2 separate regions of the Mus musculus genome follow, and region 1 is linked to region 2. The links are chromatin loops, found by intact Hi-C in ENCODE. Cell type or tissue: gastrocnemius. All regions are shown on one strand. Links, peaks and the distances in the headings refer to the core of each region. The heading gives the core; the rest is flanking DNA. Region 1 overlaps Ltbp4 (latent transforming growth factor beta binding protein 4). Region 2 overlaps Sptbn4 (spectrin beta, non-erythrocytic 4).

What was found. Peaks named below come from ENCODE experiments on the same cell type or tissue, not always from the same donor. Only the 100,000 strongest peaks of a DNase experiment are listed, where the experiment ranks them.
Region 1: a loop joins it to region 2, with 12 times the contacts of the local background. A loop is called at or near these places in 7 of 42 quality-filtered maps.

The regions. Positions count from the first base shown.
Region 1 is chr7:27,300,062-27,305,387 of GRCm38, forward strand. Ltbp4 (latent transforming growth factor beta binding protein 4) reads right to left here. Exons shown (of 30, transcript NM_001113549.1): 30 at 5,080-5,326. Among named protein-coding and RNA genes, the nearest start is that of Gm30543, 27 kb to the right of the region's middle. In gastrocnemius, for the core only: no CTCF peak of the experiment used is centred there; a DNase peak (open chromatin) is centred at 2,320; H3K27ac peaks cover 919 bases.
Region 2 is chr7:27,381,772-27,387,143 of GRCm38, forward strand. All of the region lies in intron 20 of Sptbn4 (spectrin beta, non-erythrocytic 4), which reads right to left. Among named protein-coding and RNA genes, the nearest start is that of Shkbp1, 28 kb to the left of the region's middle. In gastrocnemius, for the core only: a CTCF peak has its summit at 3,221 (motif pointing left); DNase peaks (open chromatin) are centred at 2,584 and 3,178.

The DNA of each region.
Region 1 (5,326 bases), core at 327-5,326, 82 kb before region 2:
AGAAGCACCCTCCACGCTCTCTGCTTCAGTTCCTGCCTCCAGGTTCCTGCTTGAGTTTCTGCCCTGATCTCCTGCTATGGACTGTAATCAGAATATATATGCCAACTAAATCATTCCTTCCCAAGTTGCTTTCAGTCAGAAAGTTATGCCACAGCCTTAGGAAGCAAGCTAGAGCAAGCAGCAGTCACCCTTAACTGCTGAGCCACCTCCTCTATCCCTCCCTTCTGCTTTAATGTCATACACATTTCTGAAGTGGGGGACTGACGCAAGCTCCCACTCTGTAACCTGGGCTAGCCTTGAATCTATTATCTATCCCAGACTGATCTCCAACATATGTCAATCCTCCTGCCTCAGCCTCCCAAGTGCTGGGATTAAAGGCATGCACCACCACCACCTGGTTGATCTGGAACTTCTAATTGTCCTGTAGGAATGATTGGCATGTGCCAACACCTGGTCTGTGTGACGCCCGGTATCAAGCATAGTGCTCCCTGCACACCAGGCAAACTCCGCCACTGAGCTGCATCTCCAGTCCTTTCAGCACCTTTAGAAAGATAGTAGTCTGGGAGTTGTGGAGCATGCCTTTAGTTCTACCACAGGTCTATCGTCCTAGTGACTCAGGAGGCAGAGGCAGAGGCAGAGGCAGAGGCAGAGGCAGAGGCAGAGGCAGAGGCAGAGGCAGAGGATCCCTGTGAGTTCAAGGCCATCCTGGTATAAATAGCCTAAGTTCCAGGCTAGTCAGGGTTAACGGCTGAGACTCTGTTTCCAAAAGGGGGAGAGGGGGGATATATTGTGCTGGAGTTATAACTCAGTAACAATGTTTGCTGCCCAGGCTGCTGGGTTCAAGCCGAGCACAGAAAAAGGATGTAGTTTCTATAACGTACTTGAAGTTATTTATAAAGCCATACTCCTCATCCAACAACCCGCCTTCACAGCCCTCCAGGCAGCAGTTGTGCACTGAGTTGGAGTATTCCCTAGTGGCTGGAGAGATGGCTCATCAGGCAGAGTTTGCTTCTCTCACAGATGATCTATCTGAGTTTGGTTCCCAGGATTCATGTTAGGTCTACAGCCCACAATGACCTGTAATAACTCCAGCTCCCGGAGTTCTAATGTCCTCTTCTGGCTTCCATGGGCACACATGTGACACCCACAGACACAAATACATACATGTAAAGTGAAAATAAAAATAAGTCTTTAAGAAAAATAGAATAGCTGGTCATGGTGGCGCACGCCTTTAATCCCAGCACTCGGGAGGCAGAGGCAGGCGGATTTCTGAGTTTGAGGCCAGCCTGGTCTACAGAGTGAGTTCCAGAACAGCCAGGGCCACACAGAGAAACCCTGTCTTGAAAAACCAAAAGACGGGACTGGGGAGATGGCTCAGTGGGTAAGAGCACTGACTGCTCTTCCAGAGGTCCTGAGTTCAAATCCCAGCAACCACGTGGTGACTCACAGCCATCTGTAATGAGATCTGACGCCCCCTTCTGGTGTGTCTGAAGACAGCTACAGTGTACTTATGTATAATAATAAATACATCTTTAAAAAAGAAAAACCAAAAACCGAAAAAACAAAAAACAAAAACACCCCCCAAAACCTTTAATTTCTTAAACTGGGTGGTGGCAGCACATGCCTTTAATCCCAGCACTTGGAAGTAGAAGCAGGTGGATCCTGAGTTCAAGGCTAGTATGATCTACAAAGCAAGTTCTAGAACAGCCAGGGCTGTACAAAGAAACCTGTCCTGAAAAAAAAAATTAACTCCTTGAATAATAACCAGGGTTCAATGATTCAGCTAGCAATGTGGACATCCCGGGACCCAGCCTGTCTATTTTGAGCTCAGTTCTATGAGATAGGGTTTAGTTGTGTAACCCAAGTTAGTCTTAAACTTTGAGGCTCAAATGATCCTTCTGCCTCAGTCCAGATAAGTTGGGACTAAAGACCTGTGTCTTTGTGCCAAGGATTCATATGTTGGTTTATGTTTGTTTTCTTGCTTTTTAGTGGGAAGGGAGTAGGCAGGGTCCCACAGTACAGCTCAGGTCGGGTGGGACTCAGTACATAGCCTAGGGTATCCTCAAACACCTGCAATCCTTCTGCCCCAACCTCGCTGAACTCCTGAATGTTAGGGTTATAAATGGATAATAGCCGTCAGCCTCCTTTTAACACATAGGAGGCATTATTTATGCATAGCAGTTGACACTGTCTCAGGAACCCTGCTCCTCCCTGGAGGGTAACTATATGAGCATTGACCACTAGGAAGCGCGTCTAGCTTTGACTGCACCGGCATATGATGACCATCAGGGGGCGCTGTGGCGCTTGTCACGCGAGCTCAGTGACAAACTGGATTATTTCTTTGGACATTCCAGAGGAGAACGCATTGATCCTGGCCAGCGCCAAAAATCCCAGAGCTAGGGTTGGGGACTAATGTGGGGGATGTAACAAAATAAAACTAGATTCTTGGCTTAGCCTCCAGGCACAGTAGGGGATGCAAGAATGTGTGCAGTGCCACTAAAAGTCGATCATCAAACCTTCCAGCACTGTTGGCCTCCCATCCCCCTTCCAGCCACACCTGTAGAGCAAGGTGGTTGACGGGGGCGGGAAGGAGGACTAACAGGAGCACATGGTGTAAATTGTCTACATCTACAATGGATTTTTTTCCACTTTTTTTTTTTTCAGGTAATATATTTTCCCTTCCCTCCACCCCAGATCCTTCTCACCTCTGCCGTCCCAACTTCATGTTCTCGCCCCTCTTTTCCTCCCCTCCTTCTCTCCCTCTCCTTAAAAACAAACAAACAAACAAACATACATACATACACCAGTAAGACAAAAACTACCGGAATGAAACAAAAAGTTCATAAAAGAAAGCTCATGGGGTCTGTTATGTTATGTGCTCACCTACTACTCCTGGGCATGGATTGAAAAAGAACATTGTGTGTGTGTGTGTGTGTGTGTGTGTGTGTGTGTGTGTGTGCGCGCGCGCGCGCGCGCGCAAAGTCACCTCTTTCCTTCCACTCTGTGGGTTATGGAGATTGCACTCAAGTCCTCGGGCTTGGTGTTAAGAACACTTACTCCTTCACTCTTCCTCCTCCTCCTCCTCCTCCTCCTCCTCCTCCTCCTCCTCCTCCTCCTCCTCCTCCTCCTCCCCCTCCTCCTTATCCTCCTATCTAGAGCTTTCCATAGATTCCCAACGGGATCCAAAGTTCCCCCCAAAATCATCTACCTTTCTCCCTCTCTCCCTCCCTCCCTCCCTCACCTCTCTTTCCCTCTCTCCCTTCCTTTCTCTTCTCATACCCAAAATGACAGCCAGCACTGTCTAACAGAACTTGATGGTACACCACGCAAAAGACATCTAAGAGCTATTTGCCATTCTAGCCTCTAGTCTATTATTCCCATTAATTTAGTTATCTTACATCCCGATGGCAGCCCCCCCACCCCACCCCGCTCCTCTCCTAGGCTTTTGCAAAGCTGCTGCCTCTGGCTAGAGCACGGTCTTCCACTTTATCTTGTGCATGTCCTCTTGTCATTGACATCTCAGCTCTTCAAGAACCCAACCTAGTGGCCACCCCTCAGGGCTGGTTAGTCTGTTTTGGTTCTCAACCCAGATCCAGATTCTATGGTACAGAGTTGTGGGTTGCATGCAAGAGGTTAGTGTTTGGGTTAGGTTAGCTGCCCTGCTGTTAGCTGCTGGGGGCAGGGGGGAAGTGCTGGGATGGGAGGGGTTTTGTAAATTTCTGACTTACTTTGGACAGGTTACTGTCTCAGTTTTTTTTAACCCTCTATTGGCAGGAATGAGGGGCCTTCTGCAGCTAAGCAGGTACTTTACCACTGAGTCCCCCAGCCCCTCACTGGGGAATCCTAGGCAGGGTCTCTACCACTGAGCCCTCAGCCCTGGACTGGGGGATTCTAGGCAGGGGCTCTACCACTGAGACCCCAGCCCTGGACTGGGGGATTCTAGGCAGGGGCTCTACCACTGAGCCATACCCTAGTCCCTCACTGGGGGGGGAGGGGGCATGCTCCTAGGCTTATGCTTCACTGCTTATACCCCCAGCCCATCACTGCTGGATTTTCAGCAGGCAATTTATCATTGGGCCATTCCCTCACTATTTTTAAATTTCATTCTCTCCAGCTTCATTGAATTATAAGTCATACAGCCCTTCATTTGAAGTGTATAATTCAATAGCATTTAGTAAAGTTGTGTGATGCCGGCCTCACTGTAGACAACATGGAGTCGAGCACTTGTGTACTGATACTCCTCTGTTTAAGGTTCTGTTATCCTGAAGGGAATAGAACACAGTCTCCTCCTCTTCCAGAGACAGGTAAGCTCTGGAAGTCCCCAGTGCAAAAATATAGCCAGAGGCCAAGCACTGGTGCTCAGGCCTGGGGTCTCACAGGTGCGCAGGGATGTAGCAGGTGCACAGGTGCAAATCCTTGACAGCAGATACAGAGGAAGGAACTGGGAAACACTGGGAAAATTTGGTAAACAACAAAACCTAAACCGGGCATTCTGGTGCACCTTGTAATCGAGGGAGGCTGAGGGCAGGAGGATCAGAAGTTCAAGTCCAGGTTAGACTACATAATAACCTCTTAAAAGAAAATAAGAGTAAGCTGGGCAGTGGTGGTGCACGCCTTTAATCCCAGCGCTCAGGAGGCAGAGGCGGGTGGATTTCTGAGTTGGAGGCCAACTTGGTCTACAGAGTGAGTTCCAGGACAGCCAGGGCTATTCAGAGAAACCCTGTCTGGAAAACAAACAAAAAGAAGAGAAAAGAAAAGAAAAGAACAAAACAACAGAAAACCTCAAAAACTCTGAAGCATGATTGCTTTAAAGTTTAGGAAGAGAACGACAAGAGGAAACTAAAGAAGACAAGACACAAGACAGAAAGACAGGAGGAGAATGGCCAGAGAGAAAGACGATGAAACGGGGAAGAGAAAGAAACTGAGACTGGAGGCCAAGAGGGACAAAGCTAGACTCAGTGAGAGTCATGGAAAGTGAGTCTCAGTCTTGGCGGCAGGAATGGCGCGTTCCGAGGAGTGACTCAGCGCACAGTGGAGCCAGCTTTTGAGAAAAAGAAAAAGGCAGGCAGAGGCCGAAAGTACAAAATAGGTGTTTTAATTGAAAATTGTATAAAAGGGCAAGAAATGTGTCAGGGGACCCAGGACAGGCCCAGGGCACTGGTGGGAGGGACTGGGCATGACAGGCTGGCACCATAGAAGGCACCCCTCTGTGTCTGTCCATCCTAAGTCGAGACTGTCTGACATCCTTGCACACATGCAGACTAGAGGGAGGGAGGCAGGCGTGCTCTGGAAGCTCCCGGTGCTCAGGTATAGTGGGAGATTTGGC
Region 2 (5,372 bases), core at 220-5,219:
ACTGACACCTAAGGTCGTCCTGTGACCTCCATATGCTCCCCAAAAGCATACGTGCATCCACACCATGATGACATAAACAAGCATGTGTTACACAAAACCATACATCCCTATATGTATATATGTATGTGTCTGTCTATCTATCTATCTATCTATCTATCTATCTATCTATCTATCTATCTATCTATCTATCTCACACACATAAGATGATAGAGAAGACTAAGGAAGACGCCCAGTTTCAGCCTCAGATTCCCTCCTCTGCCACACACACATACAGAAAAATCACACCTGCACACATACCCTAAACACAAAGGCAGCCTGAAACTACATGGGTAAACTCCAGCTCCCTGCTGTAAGAGCCCTGCAACAGCATCCCCAGACAGTGACCCCATGGCCAGGGATGGAGCTGACGTTTCTCTCCCATAGACTCTGGGTATCTAGTTAGTAGACCCCTTTCCTCTGTGAAGGACGGTAAATGGTCCCAAGTACACTAGGCCTTGGCTTGCTTGCCCGGGACCTCACCTCGCCCAAGCTGGGCTCAAACTCATTGTGTAACTAATGATGGCCTTGAACATCAGACTGTGTCTGTGTCCCTTTCCCTCCCTTCCTGCCTCTCCTCTCCCTCTCCCTCCCTCTCTCTCTCAATTTCATATGCATTGGTGTTTTGCCTGCATTTACGTCTATGCCTAACGTGAAGCTGTTGGATCCCCTGAAACTGGAGTTATACAGACAGTTATGAGCTCCCATGTAAGTGCTGGGAACTGAACCCCAGGTCTTCTGGATGACAATCCAGTGCTCTTAACTGCTGAGCCATCTCTCCAGCCCTCTTGCACCTATCTCCAGGCGTGTACCACCACATCCAATGTATGGGGATGCTGGGGATTGGTCCTAGGATTTTATGCATGCTAGGCAGGCCCTCCACCGAGATGCATTACAACTATCCTGTCCTGAAATTACAAGGATCACTAGACACACAAAAGTAGATCAGATTTTTTTTTTGTTTAAAAAAAATGTGGGGGGGCTGGAAAGATGGCTCAGCAGTTAAAAGCACTGGCTGCTTTTCCAGAGGTCCTGAGTTCAATTCCCAGCAACCACATGGTGGCTCACAACCATCTGTAATGGGATCCGATGCCCTCTTCTGGTGGCTCTGAAAACAGTGACAGTGCACTCATATACATTAAATAAATAAACTAGTCCTTTAAAAAAATTGCAAATCCAGCTGGACATGGGTTGTACACACCTACAATCCCAGCACATGGGGTATGTAGCCTGGGCTATAGTCTCAAGAAAAAAGAAAGGTGGGCTGAGGGTAGCCCAGAGGATAAATGGCCTGATTCTAATTCTCAGATCCTACAGTGCAAGGAGAAAACTGATTTTTGAAGGTTTTTCTCTGACCTCCATATGTGTGGCACACACACTACATGCACATACATATATAATAGTAAAGAAAATGTTTTTAAAAAAGAAAAGAAAAAAAGGGTGGGGTGATAGAAATCTGCATCTTATGGTATATATAAGTTATATCATTTTCCCCAAAGCCATTAAAGTTAAAAAAAAAAAAAAAAAAAAAAAGGAAGAGGGCTGGAGTGACTCAGCAGTTAGAAGAGGGCTGGAGTGACTCAGCAGTTAGTTAGGAGCACTCACTGCTATTACAGAAGACCGGAATTCAGTTCCCAGCACTCACATCAGGTAGCTCAAAAGCAACTGGAGGAAGAAGAGAGGGTGAGGAGGAGGAGAAAGAAGAGGGGCAGAGGAGCAGGAGGAGAATGGGATGATGCCAGCTCACACCTTTAATTCCAGGCCTCTGGAGACTGTGGGTCTCTGTGAGTTCAAGGCCAACTTGATCTGCATATTGAGTTTCAGGCCATCTGGAGCTACATAGTGAGTCGCTGTATCAAGAAAGGAAAAAAGGGGCTGGAGAGCTCTCTTCCAGAGGACCCAGGTTCAATTCCTAGCACCCACATGGCAGCTCACAACGGTCTATATCTCCAGTTGCAGGGGATCTGACACCCTCACACAGACATGCATGAAGGCAGGAGACCAATGCAAAATGAAAATGGATAAATCATTCTTTTTAAAGGATAGAAAACAGAAGCGATGGAAGGAAGGAGGGACAGGGTTTGTCTCAGACACCATAACCTGGGCCCCTGCTCATCTCCTTCCTACTTGGATCCACCGTGTCCCGTCCCAGCTCCCAGTTTCAGAAACAGAAGCTCAGAGTAAAAGCTGCAAGAGGCAGAATTTGAAGTCAGCAGCACAGGACCAAAGGCCCGATGCTTACCACGTTTTCCATATTTGGACAATGTGACCCAGGCTCTTGGTCATGCTGTGGGAGAGTGGAGATTTGAATCCTGGATGTCTAAATCAAGCACCAGGACTCTTGCCTTCAGCCATGCTGTGTTAGTGGCAGAATCAGAGTGGGTGAGCAAAGGGATGAGGGGTGAGTCTCCCCAGGTAGAGAGCCCTGCACAGGAAGTGAGCGTGCGGAGGGGCCCTTAGGGCCATGGCTAGGCAGCAGCAGTGCCTACACTGCACGCTCCCTGCTTGTCCCCCAACAGTGGCAGGACAGCAGGAGCCTACATAGCTGAGCCAGACCAGCTGGCGAGGCCCCTGAGGGCTAGCACTCCATCTGGTCTCTCAACCATCTCAAAGGATGGTTGGGCAAAAGGCTCTAAAAAAGGACTCTGGGTTCCATGGCCCGGTCTGGGGATCTGGGAGGAGACATGCCTGCTGCTGCAGTGGCTGAGGAGGGGACACAAAGGCTAAGTCGAGGTCAAAGGAGAGCAAGGGATGGAGTTGTTTTGTTTGTTTTTGTTTTGTTTTTGAGACCGGGTCTCAAGTAGCCCAGGCTGGTCTGAAACTCACTAAGTAGCCCAGGCTAGCCTCCAGCTCCTGACACTCCTCTTTTCTCAGCCTCCCAAGTGCTAAGGTTCCAGGTGTGAACCACCATGCCTGGCAGAGATGGAAAATTCAAAGAGACGGAGTAGAGCAATGTTGGGGGGGAGAGAGGAACGGCACAACAGGGAGAGGAGAGAGGTTCCCCAATATGCATGCCAATTTGAATGGTGGTTCTGTCCCTCCCTCTGTCAGATACCCTGTGCTCAGCTCCCAGGCAGGCCCCAGGGAACAGTGGGACCTTGGGAGGTGCCTCCCACCCTCTCATGAGGCCCAGCTGGGCTCCATCTGGAGGCCAGAGCCCACGCCTGTCTTGAGCGCCCCCTGCTGGGGAAGGAGCCCAGGAGTTCTGTTCTGGCCCTTTCTCTTTATTTTATCTGTATTTTATCCTGTTTTCAGTCTTTACTTGACAAAATGGGACTCCTGCTCCCATCCCATAGTCTGCTGGGATGGCTGGAACTTAGGGGAGGGAGAAACAACTCTGATGAAGCCAGAGACTGCAGATCCTTTCTCTGATCTGTCATCCTTCCCTTCCCTTCCCTTCCCTTCCTTACTTCCTTCCTTTCTCTTAGACGGGATCTTACTGTATATCCCCAAGCTGTCCTGGAATTTTCTCTGTAGACCAGGCTAGCCTCGAACCCACTGCCTCTTCCTGCTGAGTGCTGGGATTAAAGGTGTGCACCACTACACCTGGCCTGTCTCTGATTTTGTTTTGTTTTGGTGTTGTTTGAGATAGGGTCTCATGTAGCCCAGGCTGGGGTCCACTTCCTACATAGCCAAGGATGGTCTTGACCTTCTGACCCCTGTCTTTATGTCCTAAGTGCTGGGATTGCAGGTGTGTGCCACCACCTTACCAAGTCATATGACAACAGGCATGGCCAACAAAGACATGAGGCAGCTTGTTAGTTAAGGGGAAGGTGCACAAACGCACACCTGGGCCCACCACTGCAGAACCTAAGTGTGGCAATGCTGGCGTTGGCTGGAATTCAGGAAACAGCTCATTTCTGGGAGGAAGCATCGTCACCAGAAGCACTCGGGTACCGAGAGAGCCCAGAGTGTCTAGGTTTAGCGCCATATGCCACCCCCAAATACACTTATAAAGTCACATGAGGAGTAGATGCCCCAAATGGGATCTGAGCAGAAACATATGAAGTCATGAATTGTCACCAAATAATGTAATTAAAGTAAAGCTGGAGAGGCTAGCCCAGGACGCTTATTCTCTCGCTTTTCATTTTTGTTTTTGAAACTGGGTATCGTGTAGCCTAGGCTAGTCTTAAACTTGTAGGCGTTCTCTTGCTAGGATGTGTGCCATTACTGCTGGCTCTTTTGTAGCCATTTCTGTTGTTTGAGACAGGGCCTCACAGTGGCTGGCTTCCACCTCACTCTGTAGCCAAGGACAACCACGCACTCTTCCTCCTCTGCACCCCCAAAGTGCGGCAGTTACAGGGGCGCATCACCTCTGCACCTGGACACGCTTCTGATTTGTTTGTTTGTTTGATTTTACAATGTTGAGGATAAAACCAAAGATATCACATAGGCTGGGCCCTGGCCCCCCAATTTTTTTTTTAATTTAAAAATGTTTTTAGCTGGGCGTGGTAGTGCACGCCTTTAGTCCCAGCACTCAGGAGGCAGAGGCAGGCGGATTTATGAGTTTGAGGCCAGCCTGGTCTACAGAGTGAGTTCCAGGACAGCCAGGGCTATACAGAGAAACCCTGTCTCCAAAAACCAAAAAAATTAAAAATTTAAAAAAAAATGTCTTTATGTCAGGCATGGTAACCCACACTTTTAATCTCAACACTAGAGAGGCAAAGACAAGTGGATCTCTGTGAGCTTGAAGCCAGCCTGGTCTACAGAGTGAATTCCAGCCCAGCCAGGGCTCTCTGGTGAGACCCTGTCAAAAAGAAGGAGAAGAAGAAGAAGAAAAAGAGGAAGAAGAAGAAGAAAAAGAGGAAGAAGAAGAAGAAGAAGAAGAAGAAGAAGAAGAAGAAGAAGAAGAAGAAGAAGAAGAAGAAGAAGAAGAAGAAGAAGAAAAAGCACAGGCTGGAGAGATAGTTCAGTGGCTAAGCATGTGTACTGCGCTTCTAGAGGACCCGGGTTCAAGTCCCAGTGCTCTCAACATGTCAGGTGGCCAAGCAACCTGTAACTACAGCTCCGGGGATCCAACACCTCCATCCTCCACAGGCATCCACAAACATGGCACACACGCATACAGATACACACAAGGACATGATTAAAATAAACACATTTTAAAAATAAAACAAACACACACACATACCATACTCACATATACACATGCATACACACATACACATGCACATACCACAAACACACAAACACGCTCACACACATACTCATGCATGCACGTGCGCGCACACACACGCACATGCATACACACTCACACACACACACCATGCAAAGAATCGACATAATGGGTTTTGATATACTTTCAGATGCATAGACATGTGTATATACATATGTAC